Regions from separate parts of the Mus musculus genome. Here region 1 is linked to region 2. A link is a contact called in ENCODE Hi-C or POLR2A ChIA-PET data. All regions are on one chromosome and are shown on one strand. The core of a region is the stretch at or near the end of the contact, and the rest is flanking DNA. Distances in the headings are between cores, read along the strand shown. Region 1 holds the start of Efhc1 (EF-hand domain (C-terminal) containing 1). Region 2 holds the start of Tmem14a (transmembrane protein 14A).

Region 1 (6,714 bases), core at 524-3,023, 270 kb after region 2:
GTATAAATACAAATGACCACTGGCTTACCTATGGTCATCGTCACCCAATCTTAATGTTGACTCTTCAGAATTACTTCTGTAACTCTGATAATTTTTTTAAATGCCGAATGCTTTTGAGAGTTAGGGTTGGGAGTGTAGCTCTGTTGTTAGAGTGTTTGTCTGACACAAAGATCTGTCTTTGGTGACCTGCCTGTAACCCCACACTTAGGAGCCCAGAGGATCAGTTCCAGATCAGCCCAGACTATATAGTGTGTGAAGTCAACTGGGACTGCTTGAGACCTGGTGTCGAAAGAAATGAACAAACAGTTAACCTATGTTAGGAGGAAACTAAGAACCCAAATTACTGTTATCACTTGGCTTTGATATGATAGGACGTGTTTGTTGTTGTTGGGGTGGTTTGTTCTGAGCATGTGTGTGTGGGGGGATATGAGTGTATATGCACATGCCTGTTTGCATGTATGTGGAAATACATATGAAAGACCAAAGTTGGCATGGGTAGGCTGCATCAGGTAAGGGTCAGTCTAGCTAAGCGTCTTGCTTGGGTATTAAGGATCTGAACTCCACTCCTCTTATGAGAGCAGCAAGTGCTTTATCCTCTGAGCCACTTCCTTTTCACGAAGCTCCTGTTCTGTCTGGTTTGGATCTGCTGTCGTTTGGAGACAGTGACTAGCTATGTAGCCCAGGCTAGACTCAAATTGGCCACCCGTATGCCTCAGCTTCCTGAAAGCTGAGATTACGAATGTGCATCGCCACCCTGGACTTTATTTAATTTAATATTTAATTTCATCTAGATGATGACTATAAACAGTTGGGGCAAAGGAGTAAAATGCAATCTGAACGGGAGCCCTGTGTGTTGGCATGTCTTTAATCCAAGCAGTCTGCAGGCCGAGGCAGGTGGTTCTCAGGTTCAAGGCCAGCCTAGGCTGCAGACAAGATAAAACAACAACCTCCCCCCCCACACACACACACAGTCTGAAAATGAATCATGTGTGTAAGTACACACACACGGGCTACAGAAAGAGAAACATTAAGTGGTTCATTCCTATGGTTGAGACGGAAGAAATACAAGGAGAGGAGGAAGAATGCTTTACAGAGAAAAACTACAAGAAAACCAGCATGTGGGGGCGGCGGGAGGTGGGGGATTCAATTCTAGGGAAGGCTGTAGCTGGAGAGAAAAGTGACCCTTAACTCAAAAGGCCAGAGACTGGGGTGGGGACCCGTCAGGAAAGGAGTACGTGGAAAAGATGCATACACATAGAGGAAAGGGGTTGAAGGGCAGTGACCCTGAGGATTCAGAAGCGGTGAGACAAATCCAGAATGAGGCTGCTGTGGAGAGACGGTAGGAGAGGATGAAGGCGCTGAGTAGGGTTACAGTGCAGCTGGGGAGAGGCCTGGAGACAGCCTGGGGTAATCGGGCCAGAAGGCAGGTAGATGGGGCAGTAAAGAAAGAACAGGGCCACGGTGAGGACCCAGGAGGGTGAGTGGACTACCAAGAGGCCAAGCAAAATCGGCAGAGGCTGGGATGCGCGAGGACGACGGAGCCTGCGGAATGAAGGAGCGCAGAGGCGAGCCAAGTGGAGAACCCTTCGGGCTGGCCCTCACCGTGGAGTCTGTAAAGGACGAGCCCGGGAGAAAGGGCAGGCCGTGCACCGGGTTGGTCCCCATCGCTGCCCTGCAGCTGCCACCTCGGTTGCCTTTTGCCGCTCGGGTTACCCTGGCAACAAACTGCACTCGCGGGCCTCTCCAGACTCCCTGGTAACGCCAAACACACTAGTCGAGAGAGGGGAGGAGCGGCGGGGAGGAGGGGAGGATGTTAGGGGGCGGGGAAAGGGAGGCGGAGGCCAGGTCTGCGCCTGCGCACAGCACTACTGACTCTAGTGGCCACAGGACGTGGCTAATGGGTGTGGCAGAGGCGGCTCCGCCCCCTTTCTTTCCCATACTTTTCCCTTTCTCCTCAGCCCCCACTTCCTGGCTCCCAGAGGATGCAACCTAGGGGTGGGCTGAAGAAAGCGGATGTTCTTAGGCCTTGGCTCGCGCAGTGAGGTCTGGGATTGGACCACGTCCCTTTAGATCAGTTGTTACAAAGAAGTTCCTTGCTCCACGTTAGTCCTCCCAAGAGCTCAGGCACCCTTTCTCTGGGGAAAGAGCTGCTGTCCTAGTCCAGACACAATGTACAGTGGTTGCTCCCCAGTGAAAGCGCTAAATACTTCAGACTCATCAAATTATGAGGCAAGGGCTGTGGATTAGATTATAATCGACTGCATTTTCGTTGCTCAGACTTGATCCGATTTGAAGCCCCAGTCTTTCCACGGCTTCCTGGTCCCCTCTTAGCTATCTGTTCCACCGTAGATTCCTATAGATTGTGTGCTGAGGTCTCAGAACTTTACTGGGTATCTGTTGACTGAAAAGCTGGAGAGTGCCTACGCCTACCTTAGTCCTTGCTTTATAGCTATAGCATCAGTGATACATAAGAACCACAGAGGAAGAGAGAACCTTCAAAGAGAGACCGAGTCATGAGAAAGAAGTAATTCAGGGGAGTGAAATATTGTCAGGGTCATGTGTACTGCAGAGTATAGCATTTTCTGGACAACTTTTTTTTTTTCCTTTAAAAAAAAAGTGACCCCATTCCTGAAAGATCATCAGGAAAAGAAAGAAACCAAGAGTCTGTCAGCATGGGGAAATAAAAGGGAAGCTAAGATGCCCAGAGATTTTTTTCCATTATGTCTCAAATTTCCTAGGAGTTTGGTCTTTATAACATGTTTTCTGACCTAGGAATTTAGAGAAACGGTAGAGTAGTAAGCCTGAGGGAGAGTATCATGGGTCATTTGCTGCCACCAGTTAAGATGGCAGCTGCATTAGTCAGGGTTCCCTAGAGGAGCAGAACTGATGGAATGAATAAACACATTGATTGATGTTGGCTGTAGGTGCCGAAGTAAATAGAGAAGCTTACCAAGATGCTAAGCCTTCATTTTCTGAAGGGGCAAGAGGGTTCATCCTTCTTGGAAAAGGCTGGCATCCCGCTAGCTCACTCCAGTGACTTTGTTCAAATATTATACAAGCTTAATTGGGGCTGGGAAGGTTCTAGCTACCAAAGTTATCTTGCCTTTGCTGCCCATGAGAGCAGACGAGCCTTTTGATCACTGCTAGCTATAATCAAAAGTAAGAACTCCAGGTTTGCTAGGAGCACCTTAAAACCAAGGTTGGTACAGCTGCAAGCTCTCACATAGGACCAAGTGCAGATTCTCTAGAGAGAGACGACATTTCCTCAGGTTTCAAACAGTCTCAAAATAATTTTTAGCTTCTACTAATTGACCCAAACATAGCGAAGACTTTGCTGAAACATTTCAATTAAATCCAGACATAAAGGTTTTACCATACCTTTCATTTAAAGCCAGACATAAATGCTTTACTGTACCTATCACTACAAACACACACACACACACACACACACACACACACACACAAACACACCACACATGGACACACCATACACACATGAACACACTGGATTTTGGTTTATTAGAGTGCCTTACAGGCTGTCATCCAGCTAGTCCAACAGCTGTCTATCAACCAAGGGTCCAAGAATTCAGTAGTTGTTCAGTACACAAGGCTGGATGTCTCAGCTGGATGTCTTCAGTATATGCCAGAGTCCCAAAGAAGTAGACTCTAATGTCAGTGAAGGAAGGGACTTGCTAGTCAGAGCAAGCAGGCAAAGAGAGAGCCAGCCTCCTCCTTCCACATCCTTTATATAGGCTGCAAGCAGAAGGTGTGGCCCAGATTAAAGGTGGATCTTCCCACCTCACGAGATCTTAAGGGTGCGTCTTCTGACTCCAAATTATTTCATTAAGAAAAATCTCTTACAAGTATATCCAGCCACTTGGGGTTTAGCGAATCCCAGATAGTGTCAGGTTGACAAGCAAGAATAGATACCATATCTGCTTTGCCTTTATGGCTGCTTATCACAGCAAATCATCCTGTGGGTTTCACTAACTGGCATGAAGCTTCAGGGGCCAGGGTGAGAATGCAGTAAGTAACAGCTAAAGATGTTACTGGAGAAGGCTATGCTTAACTCACAAAATTCTTTTCCTGTACTTCTTCCTTTCTCTCTACTATTGTTCATTCATGTCTTCCTCCTCCTCCTCCTTCTCCTTTACCTTCTTTTCTTCTTTTAAGACAGCATTTCATTATGTATTTCTTGCTGACCTCCTGAAATTCTCCACGAAGCCCAGACTTACAGAGATTTGTCTATTTAATTAAAACTTTCAATGAATTGACTAGCATCACAGCAGTTGCTGAAAATTTTAAAAAGTTCCCACCATTGCACCGTCCCCAAGCCAGTGACGAGGATGGCGACTGGGAGTAGTCATGATGAACATCTCAGCCCATCAGCTCCCCGCTCCTCAGTACCTCAAAGCTGCTGGGTATCCAGCATCAGTGATGAGTGACTCACCATGATAGGCTTGTACTCTTGCAGGCCCACGATCTCTCCATTCATATCAGTTCTCCTAAACCCCAGGGCACATAAACAGGCTTGGGAGACTATGGCTGAACAGTCTGGCTGCTCTGGGTCCACCTTCCCTGGTGCAAAGGAGGGAGCTTGTGGGACTGGAAGGGTCAGTCACACCTGAGCCCACTGCTCTGGAGGAATCAGTTTGTGTTTGAGGAGTGGCTTCTGTTCGTGTACTTTTAGAGTAAACCCTACTAGTCAAATGGTCAGCGGAGTGTCTTTTAGTTTACTTTTGTACCACAGAAGGGCATAGGTAGAGACAACTTCCTTGGTCTGTGGCCTTTAAAAATTGCTATCCATTTGGAAAGAGGACATGCCAGGTCGAGTCTCTGCCGTGATTTGAATGTGGTCTGTCCACTGTGGTGCTTATGTTGAGATGTAATTGCTATGGTGATAGTGATCATGGCGCGGAGAGAAGGTTTTGTCTTTGAGGTGACTAGGTCATGGGGCAGCTGCCTTTGTCTGGTGAGCGAGTTGTGAGTAGTTATTATAAGAAAGGGCTGTTATGAAGCAAGGTATCTTTTGCTTGCTTCTTCAACTTTTAAGGACTAGTAGTATGTAGCACATTAATACATAGTAGATGCAGACACCACATTCTTAGATTATCCCAGCCTTCAGAAACTGGAGTCACAACAGAATTCTCTGTTCTCTCTGGTGTGTGCTCGAACATTAGGATCATAGTGCTAGGATCCAGTACTTTGGAGAGTGCAGCAACTTTAAGGCTGAACTGAGCTAAACAGTGAGAGTCTGTCTCAAAAAACCAAACCAAACCAAAACCAAACAACAGCAAATAAGATGGGAAAAAAATGGTAAAAACTGGAGGAAGGGTTTGGGAGCTATGGAATGCTGTTTTGGGAGCATGACATGGCCTTGCGTTCGTGAAGGACAGCAGCTTTAATTTTAAAAAGTATTTTTGCACAAGACATACAAAATTGGACCCATCAACACTCTATCAGAGATGGAGAAGGAGCTCAGAAGGCTGGAAGATGTCTCCCAAGGAACCTGACAGGACAGGGCCTGAAAAGTCCCCTCTAGGGACTATTTAATTTAATATCCATCACTTCTTTGACTCTCTGTGAAGAACTGACTTCATGGTTTTCAATCCCACGGCCTCCCTACTCTTCAGTTGCTAAATTCCCAGGACAAATTCCAAATGGCTGTGTCTGTGTTCTGGATTATCTTGGCGGTGATTTTTGCTATTCTCCTCTTTTCTGCTGGACAGAAATAGCAGGCCTTGAATTCTAGGTGGGGGCAAGAGGGACAACTGGCCAGTGGCATGTCCCCAGAGTACCCTCCCATACTCAATCCCATTATCCTCATTCTCTGGAGCCTCTTATCTTAAAAGAGGACTGACCTTGTCAAGTGTCACACACCTGTGATCCCAGTACTCTGGAAGGGAGGAAAGAGGACCACAAAGTCCAGGCTATGCAGTATGCTGGCTAGTCTTATGTCACCTTGACACCCAAACTAGAGTCATCTGAAAGGATGGAGCCTCAACTGAGAAAATGCTTCCATAAGATCCAACTGTAAGGCATTTTGTTAATTTGTGGTTGATAGAAGAGAGTCCAGTCCATGGCTGGTGATGTCATTTCTAGACTGGTGGTCCTGGGTTCTATTAAAAAAAATTAAAAAGCAGTAAGAAACATCCCTTTATGGCTCCTGCATCAGCTTCTGTTTCCAAGTTGTTGCCCTGTTTGAGTTCCTGTCTTGACTTCCTTCAGTGATAGTCAATGATGTAGAAGTGTAAGCCAAATAAACCCTTTCCTCCCCAACTTGCTTTTGGTGCTGGTGTTTCATCACAGCAGTAGTAACCCTAAGGCACACATTAAGACTTTGCCTTAAAAATGGGGCTGTGAGTTGGTAGGAGATGGCTTAGTCTGTAAAGTACTTGGCAGGCAACTATGAGGACCTGTGTTCAGATCTGTGCACCTATGATGTCTAGCGATTAGATAAGAAAATTCCACCTTCACTTACTGTAAGAAAGAAATTCAAAGCGGGGGCCATTTGACGTTACCTCTATGGAGGGTGGCTAGCCAGCTAAGTACTTTTACTCATGTTGGGATAGTAATAATTATAGTAGCCAATGTAAAGAAAGCTGGAATATCAATGTCTAAACCTACAGTTAATATATAATGGCCTCAAACAGGAGGCAAATTGATGGTGTGGCTCAGACTATCGCCATTGTGGTGGTTTTCATAAGAATGGCC
Region 2 (6,511 bases), core at 564-3,063:
AGAGTGCCCACCTGTGAGAAAGGACAATAAAGGGGAGCGTGCATGCATTTGAGAGTCAGCCTTGAGAGTCTACAGCCTGGAGGTGGGCAAGGCTGGGGAGTTACAAGCAAGGCTCCCTACTGGTCTCTGTCTTGGAGCACTAGTGGAATTAAGGGTGGGAAGTCTTGATGCTTTTCCCTTAGTCAGAGTCTCTGGGCAGTAGTGTGTGTGTGTGTGTGTGTGTGTGTGTGTAAGCACGAGAGCATGTTTGTGTGTGCACATACACATATATTTGAACTATTCACTGATGTGCCTAATAGTCAAGAAGACATACTTTTTTAAAAATCCAAAGCTAATAGCACAGATTATTCGTCACTGGATAGTAACGTGGATTCTAATTTTTCTTCTAAGCTAACTTAAAATATGAAAAGTGAGTTCACCTTCTTGAGTCCCCCAACTGATCGTGTGACCCTGTTTCAATAAGAGATAAATTCCTTTAATTTCCTGCTTGAGATTCGTTGCCTGTCAGATTCTTTTTCTCTGCCAGCCAAGCTCAAGTAGGGCAAACCCACACTAGTTCATCCATTGCTGACCTGCACACAGCTCCAAGCGCACTGCCCTGAGAGAATGAGTGGGTGGCTCCAATACACAGCCTGTGTGGAAGTTATCCAGTGGCTGGCCACCCCCCCAACCCACACCCACACCCCCACTGCCTCACCATCCTTGGCTACATTGTCAGGAATCCCACAATTCCTGCGTCTCCACAGAGAACTGAGTTTAGTTCTATAGAAGGGTAAAATTAATCCATTGCCAACAATTGCTTACTGTGAAAACTTACACAAGTCAGTTATCTTGCTGGCTTCTTCTGGAAAGCAAAGGACACTTGCCTCCCCGCACCTGCTTCCCAAACCCCAAAGGGTGTAAGAACTTGAAAGTTGTGGAATGTGGCTGGAAGAGGGAGGCATGTTCACTGCATGTTCATGCAACAGACAGAGGCTAGGTGCTGATATAGGACTGGAAAACGTCCTGGATGCAATGCAACAAAATTATTCACTGCTTAGCATAGGAAACTGAAAATCCCTCCGCAGCCCCACCATCTCAGGTCCTCCTGAATCTTCTCCACCCACTAAGATATCTGTAAATAAGTATGCACAAAGCATTTTCACATAAAAATAAACTAATTACCTATGATCTAAGTGGGCATGAGAGCCATTTTTGAAGCAAGTCTTGGTTGAACTTTACCTACCACCACGCCTCACCTCTGGGAAGGTAAAGAGTAAGACAGATGCGATATTTAGGGCCCCCAGGAAAGCAGAAATTCAGGAAATTGGAAGGATGAGCCAGAAAAGATCTGTGGGAGGGCAGATGCCATTCCCTCCCTCCCTCCCCAGGTCGTCTGAACTGTTTTCTGCTGTGAAGATCGAGGGACTGAAGGAGAGGGCGGATGCTCAGCAAAGAACGGTTTATTCTCATGCCTTTGCATGAAAAGTTTCTTTTAAGGGATGGATGCACAGCTCACCTGCACCCTTGAGCACTTGCTGCAGCTGGTGAAAGCGGAAAAAGCGCAAGAGTAGTCCCTCAATCCGGAAGCAGTTCTGCGCAGGCGCACTGCCTAGCTGCGACCCGCCTTAGAGAGCAGAGTGCACAGAGCTGAGTCCTCTCTGGAGCTGGTTCGTGCGTTGTAGAGTCCTGGATCCCAAGTTCTTCTACTGTCCTCGGCCTGGGAGTGGGGTGCAGCTCTGGGCCAGCAGAGGCCAAGACCCTGGGAAGTGAAGTCGCTTCCCCACCCGGCTGTGTAGGCCCCGAGAGCGCAGGGTTGGAGTCTGCTTCCCCCTGCCGGCCGGGATGATGCTTGCAGAGGGACTCCTTGGTTTAGCTAGGATCCCCCTACATCGTCATAAGAATTTTAGGAAGGTAAACAACATATACATAGTCTACAAATTGTTTCCACTTTCAGTGGAGGTGGGGACGTTCCAGAATGCGAAGGTCTTCAGGATCAGTGAAAGTTAACCTGATTTCAAGGCATGAATGCCGGTAGGTAGATAAGGGCATAGATAGCCTCCTGATCTTTTACTCTTTTACTCTGTGGGATCAAGGTATCCAGGTTTAGATGATCAGGAGGTGTGGCACATAACGCCACAGTTGGAAAGAATTTTGAGTCCTGCAAGGCTAGGGGAATCAGTTTCCAGAAAATCTCCTTACACTGACATTAAATTGTGTCTCTTGGTAAATTCTCATGCGACTCCAGTTGGGCTTTCTAGGATGGAAATAGTAATTAGGATGAACACTGTGCCCTCCCTTATACAACAGCAATCAAGGTATTCAGGAAAGCTCCAGAATTCTCGGAGGTGAGGAGTAATAGAATTACCTCAAAGACATATACATTAATTATATACATTAAACAGGTGGCATTTGTTTGTTGATCCTACACACCACACCACACACACACACACACACACACACACACACACACATTTGGAGAAGTAATGTGACTGCTTTTGAGAACTGGGAAATCTATACTGCTCCTAGAGAATTAATCAGACCCTGGAAGTGTCGCAGGGGCGCTGACATAGGGCTATGGAGTGACACGGAGCTATGGAGTTAGTCCCATCCTAAAGTTTGCTTTCAGATTCTCCTGGTTCTCTCTTCTTCCCACATCCTGATTGTGCACACGTGGCCTAGCTATCTCTGTCTCTGTCTCTCTCTGTCTGTCTCTCTCCCTTCCCCCCCCCTCCTCAGATTCAGAACTCTTTCCTACTCAAAGTCTAAAAATAATATGAAAACCCTCTTGGAAAGCTTTATTATTTCCATGGCATGCTTGGGTAAATGATGGCTCCTTTACTCACAGTGGATTTAGAGTTTGGTCTTTGTTGTTGTTCTGTTGGTCTGAAAGTTGGAGCACAGTCCTTCTTGTGCAGTCTGTTGCACTTAAACACCCCTCATACCATCAGCCCCGGCAGCAGATTAAGATATGGCTCAGAATAGACACTCAGAGATTCTCCTACTAAAGTACCAGAAGATGAAGCCGCCACAACATGCTCCTATTCAGTGATTCTAAATGAACCCCAGAGAACATCTCTCTGTAGGGCATTTGGGATTCCACACTGTCAGATATGTGGAACAGGACTGCTCTTAGGTAGAGGGAACTTGTCACCTGAGCTCAAGCCATCAGCTGCCACCTGCTCGAGTGGAAGCCAAGGGTGGAGCTGAGGATGAGGGTGCAGTGAAACCTTCGGCCTTTGCCAACCTGTAAGACTGTCTACCTACGATCCATGGTGACAGAGACACAATTCCCTGTGGCCTCAGCACCTCTGCCAACTTGTAAGACTGTGTGATAGTTAGAGTGAAAATGGCCCCTAAATGCTCATAGCAGTGGCACTATTAGGAGGTGTCCCCTTGTTTCATGAAGTATGTCACCGGGAGTGGGCTCTGTCTCTTGGCCTTGAGATGCTCGAGCCAGGCCCAATGTCACCCTTTCTTCCTGATGTCTGTACTTCCTAATATATAACCCTCAGATCCCCAAGTGTCTGCCTTCATGCCACCATTTTTCCTGACATGATGACAATAGGCTAAATCACGGAACCATAAGCCAGCCCCAATTAAGTGTTTTTTTCTTTATAAGAGTTGCTGTGGTCATGTCTCATCGTGGCAATAAAAACCCCAACTAAGACAGACTTTTTGTCCATATTTCGTAGTAACAGAGATGCACAATTCAGTATGGCCTAGAGCCTTTGGCATGCCGGAGAAATACATAAAATCTCAAAGGAAGCTCGGTTAATAAATATCCTGAAGAGTAAATGGTCTTGAGTTATGTCTATCAGCATAACTTCAGAATTGTGTCACATGTAAGTACTGTCATGAACTGTCTGTAATGGGACTGTGTGTGGTCCCCCATGATAGGAGACACACAGCAGTGCTACTGTGGATTGATGTGTATTTCCCTAATGCAAACAGTGAGATTAAATTAGAGGTTAGTGGAAACAGAAAATTCTTTACTCTGCCTGACATTTGCACCTGCTTCCAATCCTTACAGTTTTGAGAATTGCAGATCCCAGAGGAAAGCTGCTAGCTCTGTAGTAATGGGTGTTTCCATAGGTAGAGGAGAGGAGAAAATGGTGGAAGGGAGAAGCAGGCCACCAGTCCATTTGTCCAGCCCGCTGTCTAATCAGTCAGGACTTTCTGAGTTATTCTCACTGGGTCCTAAGCCTGATTCTCAACAATCACTGAGAAAGTCAGTGTGTCTCAGGTATTCCAAGTGTACACTGCAAAGAGTCTTCACTCTTTCCTTTCTGATCCATATGGCAACTTTACTTCTGTTCATCAGGCAAAGACGTGTTGAATCAGCATGTGTGCATACAGTACATAGAATATTAATAATTACTTAATGTTTGAGAGAGAGTCTCACTACGTAACCCACATTGGTCTGGAATCCCCTATATCTCCCAGGCTGGACTCAAAGCCACAGTGATCCTTTTAGCCTCAGCCTTCCAAGGGCTGAATTATAGATGTGAACCACCTAGTCTGGGTTATAACCTATTTTAAAATTACCATATGTTGCTCTGCTAACACTGTGAAGGTTAATGTACATGTGTACAATAAAATGGAATGTAAAGGGGGAGTACAAATAGTATAGGATTAATTAATAACCCCTTCCTATATTCAATTTTTAAAAAGTGACACATTTCCATGACACAACAATCTTTTCATTTGGTGATGGGGGTGTACACCTTTAATCTCAGCACTTGAGAGACAAGGCCAGGTGGACCTGTGAGTTTGAGACCAGCCTTGTCTACTGAGTGACTTCCAGGACAGAAAGGATGACACAGAAAAACCCTGTCTCTTAAAACCAGAAGGAGAAAGAAAGAACAGTGTTTTCATGTTCTTTTTTTTCAGTGATACTTCTAAGGACTGCCTCTAGCCCTGAGGACATTCATTTTCAGAGGTCTCAGAAGCAAGAAGTCTCGATAGAAATCACTCTGCCCTCAAGCTCGGCTCTCCTCAAGGCAGAATTACACAAGTCCTCTGTCAGCACAGTGTGCTGCCATCGAGCTATTTATGCTGCCTAGGAAAGCATTTGAGTAGAACACTCATGACCTTACCTCTGAGAAACGGCAAGGTTTTAGATTCTATTACACACACACACACACACACACACACACACACACACACACACACCCTAACCTCATGCAGTGACCTACACTGAATCTGCAGCTTGTCTGATAGACCGGCTGTGTATCCGCCAGGTCATTTGCACCAATAAGCTTATCACAGAGGCTCTCCACGTCTCGAATGCCCTTGACTGTGAAACTCTTCCAAAGCCCACCTGATGCCACCTCTCATCATCTCTTAGAGGACTTGGTGGCTGCTTCTGCTGAGTGAATCTGGATTTTGAGTGGGAAACAGAACAGTTTGGCAGTTTGTTTGCTTGTTTGCTACCTAGCTAAGCCTTCTTGGAGTTTAGTCTTAAATATACACAATGATCTTCCAAGGGTGGTGCCCAGACCTGTGTGAGCACCACTTGAGAGAGGATTAGAAGAGCAGATTCTCAGGCCCTTCTCCAAAGCCAGTCACCTGGAAGCCTGGAGGTCAGGCTCTGTGCTCATGTGCAGCGCAGCAGCTCTAGTGCAGGAAGCTTGAGAGTCTGTGCCACACTTGATGCTACACACAGACACATTTCAGGACTCTTCTTCCAGTGTTGCTTCTAAACTCGGTTCAGTCTCTAAACTATGAGCCCCAGCAATACAAGAAAATGAAGTACAGCCTCCCAGTATGTCACAGCACAGACTAAAGTCTCTCATTACCAAAGAGAGGAACGAGGGTAGACAGCAAGGAGTGACAGGACCAAATCCACACTGAAAGCCAGCAGGGAAACACCAACCCTGCCATCTCCATGTCTGGCATTATCTGGGCTCCAATGAGCTTTGGCAGACTTGACTTGTCAGCTCTTGCCGCCCACAGCATGTCACCTCACTCTTGGGCCAGCTTTGCTCAGTGCCTGACATGTCCCACACCTTGAGGGCTTGCTCACCATCAGAGTTTATGCCTCCAGGAACGTTTTGCAGAGAGTACGATCAGTCACAAACTGGCTTTGGCAGACTTTCTGATGATAGTGAGAGGGAACAAAAATCTATAAGACTGCATCTCAGTCTGAACTCAAGCGTTTAGGTTGTGTAAGAAGTCTTCAGAAAATACCATTCTCCACAGCTTGCGGGGTGGAGCATGTTCAGGAACTAAATGAAGAGATGTGAAGGAGGGTACTAAGAAAAGGAGAGCCATGTTTCTTCTTCCAAAGTGTTTCTCATAAAGCACAAACCCATGAGACATGCAGCTGTGAACACCCCCAGATCTTCTGAGTATGTAGAGTCCTGGTGCCAAGTTTCACAAATGCCTTTCTCATGTCCTTGATCTTTCCTTAATAACCAAAGAATAAATACCTCTGCTCAAACTATACTCTGTCCCTCCTCCAGTCCTGAGACAGCCCTGTGGGGACCTTTAAATGCAGTGGCAGCTGTGGAACCTCGAAAGCCCCTTA

What was found. Hi-C counts contacts between places; a loop is a spot of excess contacts on that map. ChIA-PET counts read pairs that join two places held with the same protein, here RNA polymerase II (POLR2A).
Region 1: a map of T-helper 2 cell shows a loop between it and region 2 (2.3-fold over the local background). The contact joins the promoter of Efhc1 here to the promoter of Tmem14a in region 2. A Hi-C loop is called at or near these places in 3 of 37 maps with a recorded cell type or tissue (T-helper 2 cell and heart). POLR2A ChIA-PET finds 5 or more read pairs at or near these places in 1 of 5 experiments (embryonic stem cell).

Annotation. Positions count from the first base shown.
Region 1 is chr1:20,946,685-20,953,398 of GRCm38, reverse strand. Efhc1 (EF-hand domain (C-terminal) containing 1) reads right to left here and starts at 1,773. Exons shown (of 11, transcript NM_027974.1): 1 at 1,603-1,773. The coding sequence starts at 1,665. The region is part of intron 1 of Gm51618 (a long non-coding RNA gene); the gene reads left to right.
Region 2 is chr1:21,213,877-21,220,387 of GRCm38, reverse strand. Tmem14a (transmembrane protein 14A) reads right to left here and starts at 1,813. Exons shown (of 5, transcript NM_029398.3): 1 at 1,499-1,813. All of the region lies in intron 1 of Gm28836 (a long non-coding RNA gene), which reads left to right.